Regions from separate parts of the Homo sapiens genome. Here all the other regions are linked to region 3. Evidence: read pairs that join two places in POLR2A ChIA-PET (ENCODE). Cell type or tissue: B cell. All regions are shown on one strand. Links, peaks and the distances in the headings refer to the core of each region. The heading gives the core; the rest is flanking DNA. Region 1 overlaps RRP7A (ribosomal RNA processing 7 homolog A). Region 2 has its middle 34 kb from the start of TCF20. Region 3 overlaps NFAM1 (NFAT activating protein with ITAM motif 1).

What was found. Peaks named below come from ENCODE experiments on the same cell type or tissue, not always from the same donor. Only the 100,000 strongest peaks of a DNase experiment are listed, where the experiment ranks them.
Region 1: POLR2A ChIA-PET joins it to region 3 with 8 read pairs; 1 of 35 experiments calls an interaction of 5 or more read pairs at or near these places.
Region 2: POLR2A ChIA-PET joins it to region 3 with 7 read pairs; 2 of 35 experiments call an interaction of 5 or more read pairs at or near these places.

What each region holds. Positions count from the first base shown.
Region 1 is chr22:42,507,791-42,512,790 of GRCh38, forward strand. It overlaps RRP7A (ribosomal RNA processing 7 homolog A), which reads right to left. Exons shown (of 7, transcript NM_015703.5): 7 at 554-5,000. It also overlaps the pseudogene SERHL. Among named protein-coding and RNA genes, the nearest start is that of RRP7A, 9.5 kb to the right of the region's middle. RefSeq lists enhancers at 543-1,242, 1,243-1,941. In B cell, for the core only: a CTCF peak has its summit at 4,692; DNase peaks (open chromatin) are centred at 1,331, 1,961, 2,591 and 3,071.
Region 2 is chr22:42,301,305-42,307,428 of GRCh38, forward strand. It overlaps a transcript of TCF20 not described here. Among named protein-coding and RNA genes, the nearest start is that of TCF20, 34 kb to the left of the region's middle. RefSeq lists enhancers at 1-512, 1-23, 34-83. In B cell, for the core only: no CTCF peak of the experiment used is centred there; no DNase peak of the experiment used is centred there; H3K27me3 peaks cover 979 bases.
Region 3 is chr22:42,393,787-42,399,910 of GRCh38, forward strand. It overlaps NFAM1 (NFAT activating protein with ITAM motif 1), which reads right to left. Exons shown (of 6, transcript NM_145912.8): 4 at 4,072-4,170. Among named protein-coding and RNA genes, the nearest start is that of LINC01315, 28 kb to the left of the region's middle. RefSeq lists a silencer at 3,037-3,331. In B cell, for the core only: a CTCF peak has its summit at 3,233; DNase peaks (open chromatin) are centred at 3,235 and 3,705; H3K4me3 peaks cover 2,366 bases; H3K27ac peaks cover 2,279 bases.

The sequences.
Region 1 (5,000 bases), core at 1-5,000, 110 kb after region 3:
TCGTGGTGGGAGTTTATTGCCAGATCCTAGTCAATCTGACTTTTGGAGATGCCCCTTTCCCTGTCCTTAGGGACCATGTCTTATGTGACCTGATCTGTAGTGGGATCTGTGATCACCCATAATGCTGGAAGGAGGAGGCTTCCCAGGGATGGAAAGACTTCGTTAGGACATAAACTAAATTGCAGAAGATACACATTCCAAGATGGGGCTGGCCCAAAATTCTTTTTTTTTATTTTTATTTTTTAAATTTCTGGCCAGGTGCAGTGGCTCACGCCTGTAATCCCAGCACTTTAGGAGGCCGAGGCAGGCAGATCACTTGAGGCCAGGAGTTAAAGACCAGCCTGGCCAACATGGTGAAACCCTGTCTCTACCAAAAAATACAAAAATTAGCCGGGAGTGGTGACACACACCTGTAGTCCCAGCCACTTGGGAGGCTGAGGCAGGAGAATCGCTTGAACCCGGGAGGCGGAGGTTGCGGTAAGCTGAGATCACGCCATTGCACTCCAGCCTGGGCAACAAGAGCAAAAAAAAAAAAAAAAAAAGGTTCTATAAATTCTTCTCATATTTTTATTTAACATCCACAATGTGATTTAAGATGTAATCAACATAAAGCTTGATTGCATTATTTTGCATGCTGTTTTCCAAATCCAGCTTCGTGTCACACCTACAGCACATCTCACTCAAGCTGGCCACATCCCCGCCATCCAGACGTAAAACAGTCACAAGACAGGGCAGGCAGGGCCGCGGAGGAGGCTGGCTGGGGCCATCACGGAGTGCCCATCCTGCACTGTGGTCCCAGCAAGTTTCTTTCTCCTGGCAAGAAGCCTGTCCCAGGCTGGCAGGGGACAGCGTGAGGTGCAGCCTATGGACTGGGAAAGGGGTGTGGAAGGGCCACACCTAAGTCCTAAAATCCAGGCCCAAAAGTGGCCCAACTCACTTCTCTGACTTTAATCACACAGCCATACCTGGTGGCAAAGGAGTATTGGAAATGGAGTCAGGCTGGGTAGCCACGAGCCCAGGAAGAGGGGAGAACAGACTTGGAGAGGGCAGGAGTCTCTGGCCACCAGGGGCTAAAGAGCCTTCGATGAGGCAGTGATGTGGGGTCCTGGGCTCAGACCCAGGGTGGGTGGCTAAGGTGCCCTCGCCAGGGCTTAGCCACCCCAACAGAGATGGGTTTCGTGCCCACGAGAGTGCCTGTGCCTTGTGACGAGAATTCACCATGTTTTTGTCTCTGCAGGCAGAGAACAGCATTGACTTCGTCAGCAGGGAGCTGTGTGCGCATTCCATCAGGAAGCTGCAGGCCCATGTCCTGTTGATCAAGTGAGTCTGGACCCATCCCCTTCAGTCACCCCCCAAGGAGACATGGGCGCCAGGAATCTCTGGGAGGGGGCCCTGGCATGAGGCTCCAAGTTCTCTGCGTGTCGACCACATCGCTAAGACTCAAGATCTTTTTTGGGAAGCCCCCCTGGCAGCAGGGTCATGGAAGGAGGAAGGTCAGAGGAGGGGAGGGCTCAGGCAGCAGGGGATGGGCCGGGGCTGTCCCATGCCTTTCCACAGGTGTCAGCGGGGGGCATGCCCAGGTAAGGCTCCATAACCAGTGAGCCCAGTCTCGACTCACTGCAACCTCTGCCTCCTGGATTCAAACGATTCTCCTGCCTCAGCCTCCCGAGTAGCTGGGACTACAGGCGCCCGCCACCACGCCTGGCTTATTTTTGTATTTTTAGTAGAGACGAGGTTTCGCCATGTTGGCCAGGCTGCTCTCCATCTCCTGACCTCATGATCCGCCTGCCTCGGCCTCCCAGTGTTGGGATTACAGGCGAGAGCCACCGTGCGTGGCCCACCATAGACGATTTTTAAGCCATAAAAAGAAACGAAGCACTGACATGGGCTCCAGCATGGATGAGCCTTGAAAACATCGCACTAAGTGGATGAAGTCAGACACAACCGTCTACGTGTTGTATGGCTGCATTCACGTTCAAGTCCAAATAGGACACACGGCAGAGACAAAGCCAGGTCATGGTTGCTCAGGACCGGAAGCCTGTTGGGGGTGGGGGGGTGGGGTGTGTGTGTGTGTGTGTAAGCTCAGAGGTTTGCGATTTCTTTGGGGGTGATGAAAATGTAATTGTGACGATGGTCTCACAACTCAATGTATTAAAAACCACGGGATTGTAGACTTTTTTTTTTTTTTTTTTGAGATGGAGTCTGGCTCTGTCGCCCAGGCTGGAGTGTAGTGGTGCAATCTCAGCTCACTGCAAGGTCCGCCTCCCGGGTTCACGCCATTCTCCTGCCTCAGCCTCCGGAGTAGCTGGGACTACAGGCACCCACCACCAAGCCCGGCTAATTTTTGTATTTTTAGTACAGACAGGGTTTCACCATGTTAGCCAGGATGGTCTCATCTCCTGACCTCGTGATCCACCCGCCTCAGCCTCCCAAAGTGCTGGGATTACAGGCGTGAGCCACCATACCCGGCCAGGATTGTAGACTTTCAATGGGAGGATTGTGAAGACATAAATTCTCTCTCAGAGCAAGTGTGGGCTCCAGCGCCTGTTCAGATCCCAGCTCTGCTGTTCAGGGCTGACTGTGACCAAGTCCTGAACTCCCTGCGCCCCAGCAAGGCTGTGCCTTCAGCACTTGCTTGCGCCTGGCTTGTGCCAGCTGAGCGTGAGCTGAGATTAACTGAGCCTCAAATCCAACCCAGGGTCAAGGGACCCAGCTGTGGGAGTTGGGGTAGCCCAGGCTTTGGTTTCTCCTCAGAGGCCTGAACCCAGGGCAGGATGGGGGCACCGCTGGGAGGCGGTTCTAAGATGAACCCCAACAACCCCCAACTCCTCACTTTCCAGAGCAGTCCACGGATATTTTGATCCAAGAGAGAATTACTCTGACAAGGAGTCCCTGTCGTTCATGATAGACACAATGAAATCCACCCTCAAAGAGGTAAGGCGGGGCTCAGGCAGCTGGTGTCCAGCCACTGTCGCCCACTCTGGTCCCACCTCACCCATCTCTTCTCATGCACTGGGAAAGACCCCTGGTCTGCCCCCAGGCCCAACAAGTGACCACCAGGATCTATCAGGCCTCATGCTCCAGTGATCAGTCCCTAGAGGCCTGGGGACACATGTAATCAGAATTTAAGAAACAGAGACCTTTGGTGGGGAGGTTCTTTACCATCCTCAAGTACCCACCCCTCCTTCTTGGGGCCAGGCACAATTAGGTGACCCAACTGCCAGAGACAGTCCCACATTTTTTGAGAGACAGGGTCTCATTCTGTTGCTCAGGCTCAGTCATAGCTCACTGCAGCCTCAAACTCCTGGGCTCAAATGATCCTCCCACCTCAGCCACCTGAGTAGGTGGCACTACAGGCGCATGCCATCATGCCCAGCTAATAGTCACACTTTTTTTTTTTTTTTGAGATGGAGTCTCACTCTGTCGCTCAGGCTGGAGTGCAGTGGGAAGATCTCAGCTTACTGTAACCTCCACCTCCCGGGTTCAAGCGACTCTCGTGCCTCAGCCTCCTGAGTAGCTGGGATTACAGGCACCTGCCACCATGCCCAGCTAATTTTTATATTTTTAAGAGATGGGGGTTCACCATGTTGGCCAGGCTGGTCTCAAACTCCTGACCTCAGGCGATCCGCCCACCTTGGCCTCCCAAAGTGCTGGTTTTGCAGATGGGAGCCACCATGCCCAGCCTAGTCTCACTTTATAGGCTCCCAAACCACAGCAGAACACCTGGCTGCCTCATCCCTCTGCACCCATCACGCCAGTGGGCATGCTGGCTGTAGGTGGGGATGGCCTTTGCCCGGGTTCCTGGGAGCACCTGGTGTTTTATGGTCACCTACCCACTTACACCTGACCCTGGGGCCTCTGCAGTTTTCTTGGCGTTGTCACCACAAAAGGAAGAAGCCCACCTGTGGCTGGCTGGCTGGCCGCCAGGTCAGAGCCAAGGCAGGCAGGGCCTTCCTGTCTGGCTTCTTGAAGGCAGACACAAGTCTGCAGGCTGCTCACGTCATCTCATTATCTTTTCTCACGAGGACTACTTCGGATACAATCACAGCAACCCTGGCCTCGGCCCTGCCCTGTCCCTGCCATGCAACTTCACAACTCAGCTGGCCTAGACCCCTGGGAGGCCTCCAAGTCCCTAAGGTTAGACATCTCCTGGGGTGCTATGGACTGTCGGGGCTCCAAGGAGCCGAGTGTGGGGGAAACTCACTGTGGGAGGCGCTCCTGACCTGCAGGGAGCTGGAATGCTGTGGGAGGGCCCTGACCCCGGGGCCCATGGAGCTCCCTAGGCTCCTCTGGCCACATCTCACTACCCACCCCCTCCCCTCTCCAGCGGTTCCAGTTTGTGGAAGTCCCAGGCAATCACTGTGTCCACATGAGCGAACCCCAGCACGTGGCCAGTATCATCAGCTCCTTCTTACAGTGCACACACACGCTCCCAGCCCAGCTGTAGCTCTGGGCCTGGAACTATGAAGACCTAGTGCTCCCAGACTCAACACTGGGACTCTGAGTTCCTGAGCCCCACAACAAGGCCAGGGATGGTGGGGACAGGCCTCACTAGTCTTGAGGCCCAGCCTAGGATGGTAGTCAGGGGAAGGAGCGAGATTCCAACTTCAACATCTGTGACCTCAAGGGGGAGACAGAGTCTGGGTTCCAGGGCTGCTGTCTCCTGGCTAATAATCTCCAGCCAGCTGGAGGAAGGAAGGGCGGGCTGGGCCCACCTAGCCTTTCCCTGCTGCCCAACTGGATGGAAAATAAAAGGTTCTTGTATTCTCACTGCTTTTGAGGCTTTTTCGTTGCCAGCAAGGGCTTTTGCATTGAGGGAAAAGGAAGCACAGAACGGATTCATCCAGGGTCCTGGAGAGGAGGGTGTGGAGGCAAGAAGCAGGAAGGACAAGTCCTCCTCTCGGCACGCCTGGGTCCCCAGGACTGCTGAAGCACAAGACCCGAGGGGTGGCCTGGTCCTTCCCTCCTGGCCTGTGTGGACTCTGATGGGGCTGTTGGAC
Region 2 (6,124 bases), core at 613-5,612, 93 kb before region 3:
ACTTACTCTGTGCCACGCCCCAGGGAGACAGAGGAGAGCCAGACAGACAAGGCGTGCACCTTGGGGAGACAGACGTGACCACACAACCACCACCACAGGGTGAGGGGGCTATGGTGGGGGCTGGACTGGGTAAGGCACGTGGCCTGGTCCCTCCAAAGAGGAATCCACCTGCAAGGTGAGGACAGGAGGGGACACTGTTCCCAGCCAAGGAGGTGGCATGCACACAGGCCCAGAGGTGGAGAAAGCAGGGCTTCCTAAGTCAAAGTGATTCGACAGGCGGAGGTGTCTGCAAGAGCCATGCCAAAGGTGACAGAGCTCCCTGGCGTAGCTCCAGGGCAATGGAAACCTTTGGGAGGGGTCTGGGAGCAGCAAGGGAGGGAAGGTGGGAAGCAATGTTTGCAGGCTGGGGAGACCTGGCTGCGTCCCTTGGCTCCCTGAAGTCTGTCGTGGGGAACAGGGGACTCCCTTTCTCACTGCCAGCGGGCAAAACCCGAGCAGATGGGCAGCCATTCCCCTGGTAGATTTCAGTTCTCCGAGGAGGAGCACTCCAGTGCACAGCCGCTTGGCTGGACGGCCACGGGGGCTGGTGTGAGCAAGACTCAGGGCCGGCAGGCCTGGATTCCGGGCCCAGGGCTCGCAAGTACAGCTGGACGACCTCAGGCAGGTCCCTCAACCTAAGCCCCCAGAGGAAAGGCCTCTTGGAGGAGCTGGGAGAGAACCCCCTGATGGGTCTGCATGGCACAGACCCACCTCTTAGCCCAGAGCAAGAGCCGGCAAAGGAGGGACAGCTAATGGGACAGGAGGCAAAGGGGCCAGTCTGGGAGAGCTGAGGGGCCCCTCACTGGGCAGGTGCCTTGATGCTGCCTTAAGGGCACTATCGGGTGTTGAGTCCCCTTCTCCAGATGGGGAAACTGAGACCGGGGCTCCCACAACAGTCAGGACTGACACTAGATGGCACTCAGGCTGGTGGTGGCTGCAGCTGGGGGTCTCTAGGACAAAAGAGACGGTCTCTGTGGGGACCCATAGAGTGGGCAGCCTTCTCTCTCAATTCCAGCCATGGACAGCAAAGGGCGGGGGCTGAGCGTACAGAGGCAGCCTTGGTGGGGGAGGTGAGAGGCACGTTCCTCTACCCTCAAAGAGCTCCCACCCCACCCACTGGCCTCCAAGCCATGCAGGGAGGCCACTAGCCATGCCCCTTTCACAGAGGAAGAAACCAAGGCCAGGAGAGGAGGCTTTGCCAAGGTCACCAGCCAGTGGAAGGCAAAGACAGAGACCGGCCTCTTTCATCCCTGTCCTTGCTTGGTGGGATTCCTGGATGTCTCACATGGTGGGGCCAGGGCAGGGAGAAGGAGGAAAGAAAGAAGGAAGAACAGAAACAGGCACTGGCCATGACCCTGCCCTGCAGGACTTATCCAGAACCCCCCACCCACTACACTCAAATCACAGACCACCCAGCACCTCCCATCCTGTAGTTCCGGAACAATTTCTTTACCCAAATGTGTGCCCCACGCCTGGGTGCAACTTCAGGCTGGGACCCCGTCAGGTTCAACCAGAGCCTCCAGCCCTGGCACACGGCACGGGTTTAATAGATGCTGGGGTGACTATTCATGGAAACCACCACCACAGCCATTTATTGTTTTTTTGAGACAGAGCCTCGCTCTGTTGCCCAGGCTGGAGTGCAGTGGCACAATCTCCGCTCACTGCAACCTCCGCCTCCCGGGTTCAAGCAATCCTCCTGCCTCAGCCTCCCAGGTAGCTGGGATTACGGGTGCCCAACACAACGCTCGGATAATTTTTGTATTTTTAGTAGCGACGGGGTTTCACCATGTTGGCCAGGCTGGTCTCAAACTCCTGACCTCATGTGATCTACCTGCCTTGGCCTTCCAAAGTGCTGGGATTACAGGCGTGAGCCACCATGCCAGGCCAAGCAACCATCTACTGGATGTCCCCTTGTGCCAGGTTCTGCCATGCATCATCTTATTTAGTCTTCACCACGCGTACCGAGGAGCTGAGGGGTATCCACACTATCGTGCAGAGGAGACCGAGGCTCAGAGAGGTCCGGCTCAGGCCCTTGCCCCAGATCAGACAGAAACGGCTCATCCTAGTGGACACTCCGAGCGTTCGCTCGGTGCAGGGCAGGGATCCAGGCACTCTGCAGTCGAGCTCTGTAACCTGCACAACACCCCATGGGCAGCTATTACACCGTTTTCCAGCCGAGGGCATGAGTATGCAGAGAACTGAAGTAACTTGCCTGATAAGCACATGAACTGGGAATGGATTCTGGACTGTCTGGCCTCACCTTTAACTATCTCCTCCCATGATGGCCAGCCAGGTGAAGGAGCCACACTCCCACCCTCAGCTGTGCCCTGCCCACACATTCACCAGGGGACCCTTGCGGATTAGAGGAGATGGGTCTGCGGATGGCAGGGGAGTGCACTGCTTGGAAAACGCTCAGGCCAAAGGGAGGAGGAAGAGGACTGGGGGAGAAGAGGAAGCATAGAGGTGAGAGGAGGAGGGGCAGGGAGCTAGGGACAGGGAGGGAGGGAGAGGGGAATGTGGAGAGGAGGGGAGCGGGGAAAGAAAAGGGGGAGAGGGGAGAGAGAGAAGAGAGAATGGAGAAAGGGGAAGGGGAGGCAGGAGAAAGAGTGAAGAGGGGCCACTCTCTCCCAGGTGCCTGGCAGACCATACTCCAGTCTAGCTGTGCCCGGGAAGGTCTGCCCCACCCCCCTGCCGCAAGAACATCAAAGCTAGGTCCCAGCCAGCCCAAAGGTAGCGTCCTTTGAGGTTTGGCGGTGATGGGGCCATATTTCAGGCTGATATGAAGCAGGCTGTGCCCCACCCCCTCCCACTGGGAGATCCCCATCTGGGCTGTCTACTTAATACCCCATTAAGGGAGAAAATATACAGCCAGAAGCACCCCCGCCCCGCCTTAGCTGCCCGTTCCACGGAAAAGATCAAAGCTGTGCTAGATTCCCGCCTAGAAATTCCATAAATAGAGCACAGATTGGAGGAGAGGCAGGTAGAGCCCAACAGGGTGGTGAGCACAGGGAGGTGGGGAGGCTGGGCTGGATGCAGGAAGGGACTCCTGGACGCATGCTGGGGGTGTTGGGAGACAGCCCTGGGCAGCCAGCCCCACATCCCCCAGCCTTTCCCCGCAGAGCCCTCCCAACTCACTGAGAGGACTCAGCACCTTCCCCTGGGCTTACAAAGCCTGTTGCATGCTGCGTCCGTGCACTGCCGCGCAGAGATCCCCTTGCCTGGTCCTGGGAGGTACAGGGTAGCAAGTCTACGTCTGTTGTGCCAGGCAGGCACTCTGATGAACATCTAACTCTCACAGCAACCCTATGAGGTGGGCAGAATCATGTAATTCCATAGCTGGGGAAACCGAGGCAGAGAGGAGTGAAGTGACCTGCCCAGGGTGGTGAGAAGCTGCAAGTTTTAGCTTCCTGGTGTCCACTCCTCCATACTGAAGTGCTAGACTTATACTGGGGGAGGTCCCCACTTCAGGGGCGCTCTTGGTGGGATGTGAACCAGGTGTCAGTTGTACAGCTAAGGTCGGGCGCTGGGGCCTGTTCCAGGCTGAAGACTGGAGTCCCGTGACCTCCAGCTTAACCTGGCCCCAGTTTCTACCAGGGGCCCCGTACTCTTGGGGGTTTGTCTCTACAGCTTGTGCTCTTTCCAAACCAGGAAATAGGCTCAGAGATGCCCAGGGAATGCACAGCCTGTGGGGTGTTTGAGCACACAGCAGACCCTCTCCCTGGTCGCCCATGGGAGAGAGAAAGCAGGACCTGAACTAAATAACCCCCTGGAGCCCCTCCCCATGCAGTCGTACAGCACTGCAAACACAACCTGAGCAAATGTCAGACCCACGCTCCAGCTCCAGCACTGCCTCCTGGCCCCCAAGGCTGCTGGTAAGAATCAGTTCAAGAGCTGGCCCAATCCCCTAATTCATACTAGGCAGTGATTGACTACTTCCTATTAATGAGGACCAGCTCCCTGCCCCCCTCAGGGCATGGCACTGCCATCCACCTGGGGCCAGAAACATGGGGCCATCCCACCCCTTAACCCCCAGCATCCTTCTTGGTCCTCCTATGACTGCCTCCCAAACACTCCACACTTGCCACTCCATGGGTCTCTCTAAACTGCACATCTGACCAAGTCTCTCCCAGTCCCCAGGGGAGACCAGACCCCTGGCCCTGGACACCTGGCTCACCCCACCAGAACCTGCTGTGTTATCTCCCGAACAGCTGCTAAGTCAACATCTACAGGACAAATGGATGGATGAAGGTGCTGTTCCTGGAAATGCACTGTGCTGTTCCAGGATGGGGGACCACTTTCCCAGCCACCTCCCATTCGTCCTTCCAGACCCTGGCCTCCCCAGACTGCCTTCCCTGGTCTCCACACCCCTGGCCTGACAGTGGCCCCTGGATGGGTGTCATCATCAGTGTGCCACCTGCCTCCCCCGTGGCTGGGAGATCCCTGGACCTCCCACCCCAGATCTGGCCCTCCCCCACCCCATCTCCATCCTCATGCAGGCCTGGCCCTCAGATGCTCTCAAAGCTGGAGGGCAGGAAAAGCCCCTCAGGAGGGAGGCACTGGCAGCCGTGGAGGGCAGGGGTGCTCCTGGGGGCTCGGAGACCTCTGCTCCCTTCATGGTCCAGCAAAGGCTGGCATTGGCTGAGCCTCCTTGCCTCCCCCTCCCCACTGAGCAATCTCCCAGATCTGGTGAGGCTTGGTGAGCCCATCTGAACATGGGAAAAACCTCCTGCCTCTGCGAGGGGGCACCGCAGGCAGCGTGGACTGAGTGGCTGCTGCGGCCTCGCCACCCCCGCCTCAAGCTGAGCGCATGGCTAAGCCGGAGACGGAGCCGCTGTGCGCGCCGCTGCCAGCTCCCCGCCTCGCAGAAAGCCTCCATTTTGCAGGGAGAAATTAATGAAAGGCAGAAGCCTGGGAAATTAGGAGTTGCCACCTGCAATTCTCCTTCCAAGGAAAGTGGCGCGAGGGCTGATGAGGGCTGCAGCCGCCCTGCCAGGCTGGGCCAGCAGCTGAGGACCTCATCTGCCTGCCAGGAGCAGGTGGCAAGCAATGTGGGTGGGGGGTGCTGCTAGGGGACCCCCAGGCTCAGGCAGCCCTGCCCAGGGACTTCTAAACTGGGGAAGCCTCCAGGAGAAACTTCCTTTGCCCTCCATTACCTCTACTTGACAGGCAGGCAGTGGGCCTCCACTGTGCCCGTGGAACCCATGGCTCACAGGGCATCCATGGGCCCACCTCCTCCAGGCTGGTGGGAGAATTAGGGAAACAGCACTAATGGGGCTTCGTCTGAGCCTGGGGCTGTGCTGGGTGCCTTCGCCTCAGGAGCCCCCATGCCACTGGGATGGAGCTGCCGTAGGCATTTTACTGAGCAGGAAATGGAGGCTCAGGAGGGCAACACTTGTTGAAGTCTGAGAGGAGCGTCCAGGTTTGGTGGCTCACACCTGTAATCCCAGCACTTTGGGAGGCCAAGGTGGGCGGATCACCTGAGGTCAGGAGTTCGAGACCAGCCTGGACAACATGGTGAAACTCTGTCTCTACTAAAAATACAAAAATTAGCCAGGCATGGTGGCACGCTCCTGTAATCCCAGCTACTCGGGATGCTGAGGCACGAGAATCGCTTGACCCTGGGGAGCGGAGGTTGCAGTGACCCGAGATCATGCCACTGCACTCCACCCTGGGTGACAGAGCAAGACTCTGTCTTAAAAAAAAAAAAAAAAAAAAAAAAGACTGAGAGGAGGGGCAGCCAGGGCCGGGCACCAACCCGAGCCATCTGGTGGCAATGGTGGGCTCTGACGACAGCATGGGGTTGCCCCTGAGATGCACCAAGGGAGGCAGCAGCAGAGGACGCCGGCTGCAGTAGCTACAACCAGCATTTGACCAGCAGTGCACAGTGGTCAGGTCAGGGCCATTCTCTAAAAGCATCCTCGCCCCGGAATGTGAGGGTGGGACCTTGTCTGGTCACCAAGCAAGCCAAGTTCCTTCATTCCCTGCCTTCCATCTGCACTTAGGCCCAGAGTGGCGGACAGCTGGGAAGGGTGACTTTGGAGCCACTGCTCTGATTCCCCCTGCCCCGCCTACTCTGACTGGAGCT
Region 3 (6,124 bases), core at 678-5,677:
TGAATGTCTAATTATATGATGGCTATGTGGTGTTTTTATTTTTACCTAATTCCACAGTGATCAGAGAGTATGTTCTGTATGGTTTTTAATCCTTTTGAATTTTTTGAGACTTGCTTTATGGCTCAGTTTATATTCTGTGTGCACTTGAAAATAACACGTACCATGCCTGGTTGAATGAGTATTCCATATATGTCAATTAGGCCAAGTTTGTTGATCATGTTGATAAAATATTCCATATCCTTATTTTTATTTATTTATTTATTTTTGAGACGGAGTTTCGCTCTTGCTGCCCAGGCTGGAGTGCAATGGCGCAATCTTGGTTCACCGCAACCTCCGCCTCCCGGGTTCAAGCAATTCTCCTGCCTCAGCCTCCCGAGTAGCTGGGATTACAGGCATGTGCCACCATGCCCGGCTAATTTTTTTGTATTTTTAGTAGAGATGGGGTTTCTCCATGTTGGTCAGGCTGGTCTCAAACTCCCCACCTCAGGTGATCCACCAGCCTCTGCCTCCCAAAGTGCTGGGATTACAGGGGTAAGCCACTGCGCTCAGCCCTCCATGTCCTTATTGATCCTTATTAATTTAAAAAAAAATTTTAATGGGGTCTTGCTATGTTGCCAAGACTGTCTCAGACTCCTGGGCTCAAGCAATCCTCCTACCTCAGCCTCCTGAGTAGCTGGGATTATAGATGTGCGCCACCACATTACATTAAGCAAATCACATTTAAGTAACCAGTGAGGAAAGGAAGAATTCTCAATGGAAATTTTAAACTGAAAGATAATGAAAACATGACATATCAAAACTTGTGGGATGCAGCTAAAGCCATATCAAAGGGAAGTTCATACTGTAAGTGCACAAATTAGAAAAGAAGAAAGATAGGAAATTACTTAAGTATCCACCCAAAGAAGGAAGACTATATTTTAAAAAAAACCTTCCCCGGAGACTGGGAAACAAGACAAGGATACCTGCTATCACCACCTCTATTCACCATCATTGTATCAGAGGCCTCAGGCAGTGCAATAAAGTGGAAAAAAAATAAGGTATAAGGATTGGGCCGGGTGCGGTGGCTCACGCCTGTAATCCCAGCACTTTGAGAGGCCAAGGTGGGAGGATCACTTGAGCCCAGGAACTCAAAACCAGCCTGGGCAATATAGTGAGACCTTGTCTCTACAAAAAATTAAAAAACTCAAAACCAGCCTGGGCAATATAGTGAGACCTTGTCTCTACAAAAAATTAAAAAATTAGCCAAGTGCAGTGTCTCACACTCATAGTCCCAGCCACCCGGGAGGCTGAGGTGGGAAGATAGCTGGAGACCGGGAGGTGGAGGTTGAAGTAAGCCAAGATCACACCACTGCACTCCAGCCTGAGTGACAGAGAAAGACCCTGTCTCAAAAAAAAAAATAAAACAGGCCAAGCGTGGTGGCTCACGCCTGTAATCCCAGCACTTTAGGAGGCCGAGGCGGGTGGATCACCTGAAGTCAGGAGTTCGAGACCAGCCTGGCCAACATGGCAAAACCCCATTTCTACTAAAAATACAAAAAAATTAGCCAGGTATGGTGGTGGTCTCCTGTAATCCCAGCTACTCAGGAGGCTGAGACAGGAGAATCGCTTGAACAGGGGAGACAGAGGTTGAAGTGAGCTGAGATTGCACCGTTGCACTCCAGCCTGGGCGACAAAAGCAAGACTCTGTCTCAAAAAAAAATAATAATAAATATAAATAATAAAAATAAAATAAAATAATGAGGATTGGAAAGGAAAAAGTAAAACTTGCATTATTCATAGATGACATGACTGGGTTCGTAGAAAATCCAAAGGAAGGCCAGGCGCGGTGGCTCACACCTGTAATCCCAGCACTTTGGGAGGCTGAGGTGGGCGGACCACGAGGTCAGGAGATCGAGACCATCCTGGCTAACATGGTGAAACCCCGTCTCTACTAAAAATACAAAAAAATTAGCCGGGCGCAGTGGCGGGCACCTGTAGTCCCAGCTACTTGGGAGGCTGAGGCAAGAGAATGGCATGAACCTGGGAGGCAGAGCTTGCAGTGAGCCAAGATCGTGCCACTGCACTCCAGCCTGGGCGACAGAGCGAGACTCTGCTCAAAAAAAAAAAAAAAAGAAAGAAAAGAAGAAAAGTAAAGAAAGTGAAAATGGGGACAAAACCTTTACCCTAAAACCTTATCAAGAGGATTGATAAAATATAACAGGTGTAAAGTCCTGCCATGATCCCTGGCACATAGTAGGTACACAACAAATGGCTCTTGATACCATCATCGTTGTGACTGTCACTCTTCTCCGCCCAGGCCCAATCCCAGTTGGTAGACCCTTATGTCAAGGGCTTGGCAAAGTTCTATGACCTCTACTCTCCAAGCTGGCCTGCAACTCTGCAGGCAGTTAGGTCTGTTCACCTCACTCCAGAGAAGTCGGCCTGCATCCTAGAGGCTGTGAAACCCAGGCAAAAAGAAGCTCTGCTCAAAAGAGCTCTTCCGTTAAACATAATCTCATAGAAAGATATTTATTCACGTGGAAAGATGTTCATGAAAAAAATAGCTGTATTGCTCCAATTAAAAAAGAAGTATGTGTGAGTGCGTATGGGTTTCTTTGTATATATTTATAGAAAAAATACTGGAAAATATATTAGTCAATGTTCTTAGTATTTATCCTGGAAGAAGATGGGATTAGGATGCTGGTTATTTTCTTCTTTTATATATATATATATATATCTCACATATGTGTATGCTGGGGGAGAGGGAAAGTGAGAGTGAGAGGGAGAGAGAGAAATATTTTCATCTAACAGTTGACACCAGAATCCCTGGTAGGGAAAATACCACTATGAGATGCTGGGAGACAGGAGAGAGTATGAGGAAGTCTCCGGCCACGTGCAAAACCGTGGCTGACAGAAACTCCCCAGGATGGGGAAGCTGAAAGCCCTTTGAGAACCATCACATTCCACTTGGAACTGTTGGCACTGCCCCACAGGGACATTTCCTTGGCCTCGCTGCCACCCGCCCCATCCTCAGCAGACAAGGCTGTATCCTGGGCGTCCTCTGTGTGGTGTTCTGTGGCGTTATTAGGGTGAGTCAATGTTGTGGGAACAGAAACGACAGCACGTACGAGCAGAACCCAAGCACCATCGCAGCCAGGGGGCGTGCACCTGGGGGGCGTGCACCTGGGGAGCGTGCACCTGGGAACCTGCAGGGCCCCAGAAGGGCTGTGTGCCTTCCAGGCGTGGAGTGGGGAGCCCACCTGGCGGTGCCAGATCTCACGAGATGGGGACCCCAGCTGGCACTGGGTGGCATTTCTTCTTCCCTTGCTCTACTTGGAGCATATGTTGTTCGTGGAGCCGAAAGGAACGTAGCAAAAAGAGTGTTCCCAGCCCTCCCCGGCCCCAGCCGCTGGGCAGAGGGCTGCATGCTGGCTGGCTGGCCAGGCTGGGGCAGCCTGGCCTCCTCGGCCCCTACGCTGCACCCACCTTCCACTTCCTGGAGATGCACCCACATCTCCAGGAAAATTGTTTCAGAAAATGCCTACAACACAGCAGAGAGTGGAACAAACAGGGTCCCAACGCATGTCTGCGCTGTGATTGTGACCATGTAAGATAATATCTGCATGTGCCAGGAGGGGAGAGAGCAAATCATTACAAATCACTGATGTGTTAAGGGCGTGGGATGGCGCCTGACCTCTTCCTCTTTTTGTGATTTTTGTTGTTTATACAATAAAAACAGGAGGAAGTGGTAAGAGCTGTTTGGTCAGATGAAGGAGCTTTCTTCATTCTTCGCCAACTTGTGCCGTCACTACCCCTTGTCCCAGAATGAGGATCCATGCCAAGGAGGGGAACAGGGCATGGGGGGCACCTGACATTCGTATGCCTTCCAGGAGCCCTGCACGTGTCATCTCTTTTCAGCTTCAGAGAAATTCCATGAGGTAAGAATTGTTATCCCCATTTTATAGATGAGGAACTTGAGGCTAGGAGAGTCCACACAGCTGGTACAAGACTGAGCCAGACAGACCCTGGTACAAGACAGACTCTGCCTAAGGCCTGAAAGAGGTGGAGGGAGCCGGGGGCCCCGGGACTCACTGTGTAGACAGATTCTGAAGGATGCTGCTTGGGGCTGCTGGCAGATCTTGGATCTGGGCACTTCCTGGTGGGGTCCTTCCCTGGACCCCGCATCCGCTTCTGTAGGGAGAAAGGAGTCAGGGCCAGGGATGAGTGGCTCTCGTCTTCCTCCCCGCACAGACCCCCCAGGGGAAAGGATGGCAGATTGTCATGAGGTCACACAGAGATTCATCACTCAGTCCCTCCCACTCACCCTCTCCAGGGAAACATGGCAAATGCCTACAAGACCTGCATCAAGCCATTCCTGCACCTGGAGACACAGGAAATGGAAAAGGCCCACACGAGGTGATGTCCCTGGACAGAGCACCTGGCTGGTAGGGACCCAAGCTACTGGGACCAGTGCCAGTGGGGCAGGGCCCCAGGGACCGAGCCAGCAGCCATGGGTGGGCCCCTAGTGGTGCCAGCCAGGTCCAGTGTCCAGTCTTCCTCTGCTGTCACTGGCTCTGGCCTCGAGCGAGCCAGTTCCCCTCTGGGCCTTGGTTTTATTTATTATTATTATTATTATTATTATTATTATTATTATTATTATTATTTGAGATGGAGTCTCACTCTGTTGCCCAGGCTGGGGTGCAATGGTGCAATCTCAGCTTACTGCAACCTCTGCCTCCCGGGTTCAAGCGATTCTCCCGCCTCAGCCTCCTGAGCAGCTGGGACTACGGGCATGTGTGCCACCACGCCCGGCTAATTTTGTATTTTTAGTAGAGATGAGGTGTCACCATGTTGGACAGGCTGGTCTCGAACTCCTGACCTCAGGTGATCCACCGCCTTGGCGTCCCAAAATGCTGGGATTACAGGTGTGAGCCACTGCACCCGGCCATGGGTCTTGGTTTCTTCAGCAATAACCCTCTTTTGTGAGACTGATGCAAAGTTACAATGAGGGCACAAGGAGTAGGTGCCTGGTGCTTAGGAGGTGCTGCTTAGAAGGCCCTTGCTCAACCAACACACACTTGATAGCACTGGCAAGCCAGGCAGTGTGAGGAGGTGGGCACCGTCCCTACCCTCCTGGAGTTTAGGGACCAGTGAAGAGATGGAGGATGAACCAGTGGTTTTGCCGAAACATGGTATGTGGGTTGATTGCCAGGCACAGAGCCTCTGGCACATGAGGAGGAAACCAATGCCCCACTGGGCAGAAGCGATATTGAAGGTGAAATCCTGAGGGCAAGAAGTTCATTTAGCAAAAGAGGGAGGAGGGAGCCTCAGGTAGAGGGAACAGCAGGTGCCAAGGCCTGGAGGTCTGGAGGCACGTGGAGAAGGTCAGCATAGGCCAGGCACGGTGGCTCATGCCTGTAATCCCAGCACTTTGGGACTCGGAGGCCGAGTCGGGTGGATCACCTGAGATCAGGAGTTTGAGACCAGCCTGGCCAACATGGCAACACCCCATCTCTACTAAAAATATAAAAACTAGCTGGGCATGGTTGTGGGCGCCTGTAATCCCAGCTACTCGGGAGGGTGAGGCAGGAGAATCGCTTGAACCCAGGGGGCGGAGGTTGCAGTAAATCGAGATCACACCATTGCACTCCAGCCTGGGAGACAGAGCGAGATCCCATCTCAAAAAAAAAAAAAAAAAGAAAGAAAGAAAAAAAGAGAGAGAGAGAGAAGGTCAGTGTGTGGCCCGAGAGAGGAGCCTGCCTGGGAGGGGCAGGCGTGGCGTGGCCGTGCTGGCTGCATGAAGAGCATAGGAAACATCTGAGGGCTCGAAGTGGGAGCGCCAGGGTCAGAGCTGTGCTGGAGAAAGCTCCCGCTGGTCACAGTGGAGGCTGGGCCGGGCCTGCTGGGAAGGTGAAGGCTGGGGAGTCACGAGGCGGTACAGGCAGCCCTCTGGAGGCAGAGGGAGGTGGCCTGGACATCCCCCCTCATTGCAGGCACCACACGGCCACTGCTGACAGTGGAGCCACAACTGCCTCATCTCAGGGCAGAAGCTAATTAAAAACCCTGGCCTCCTGCCAAACCCCAGCCCATTTACTGCGGGATTAGCTGCTGAGAGCTACTTAACTCGCAGGCAGAAGCCGGCGCC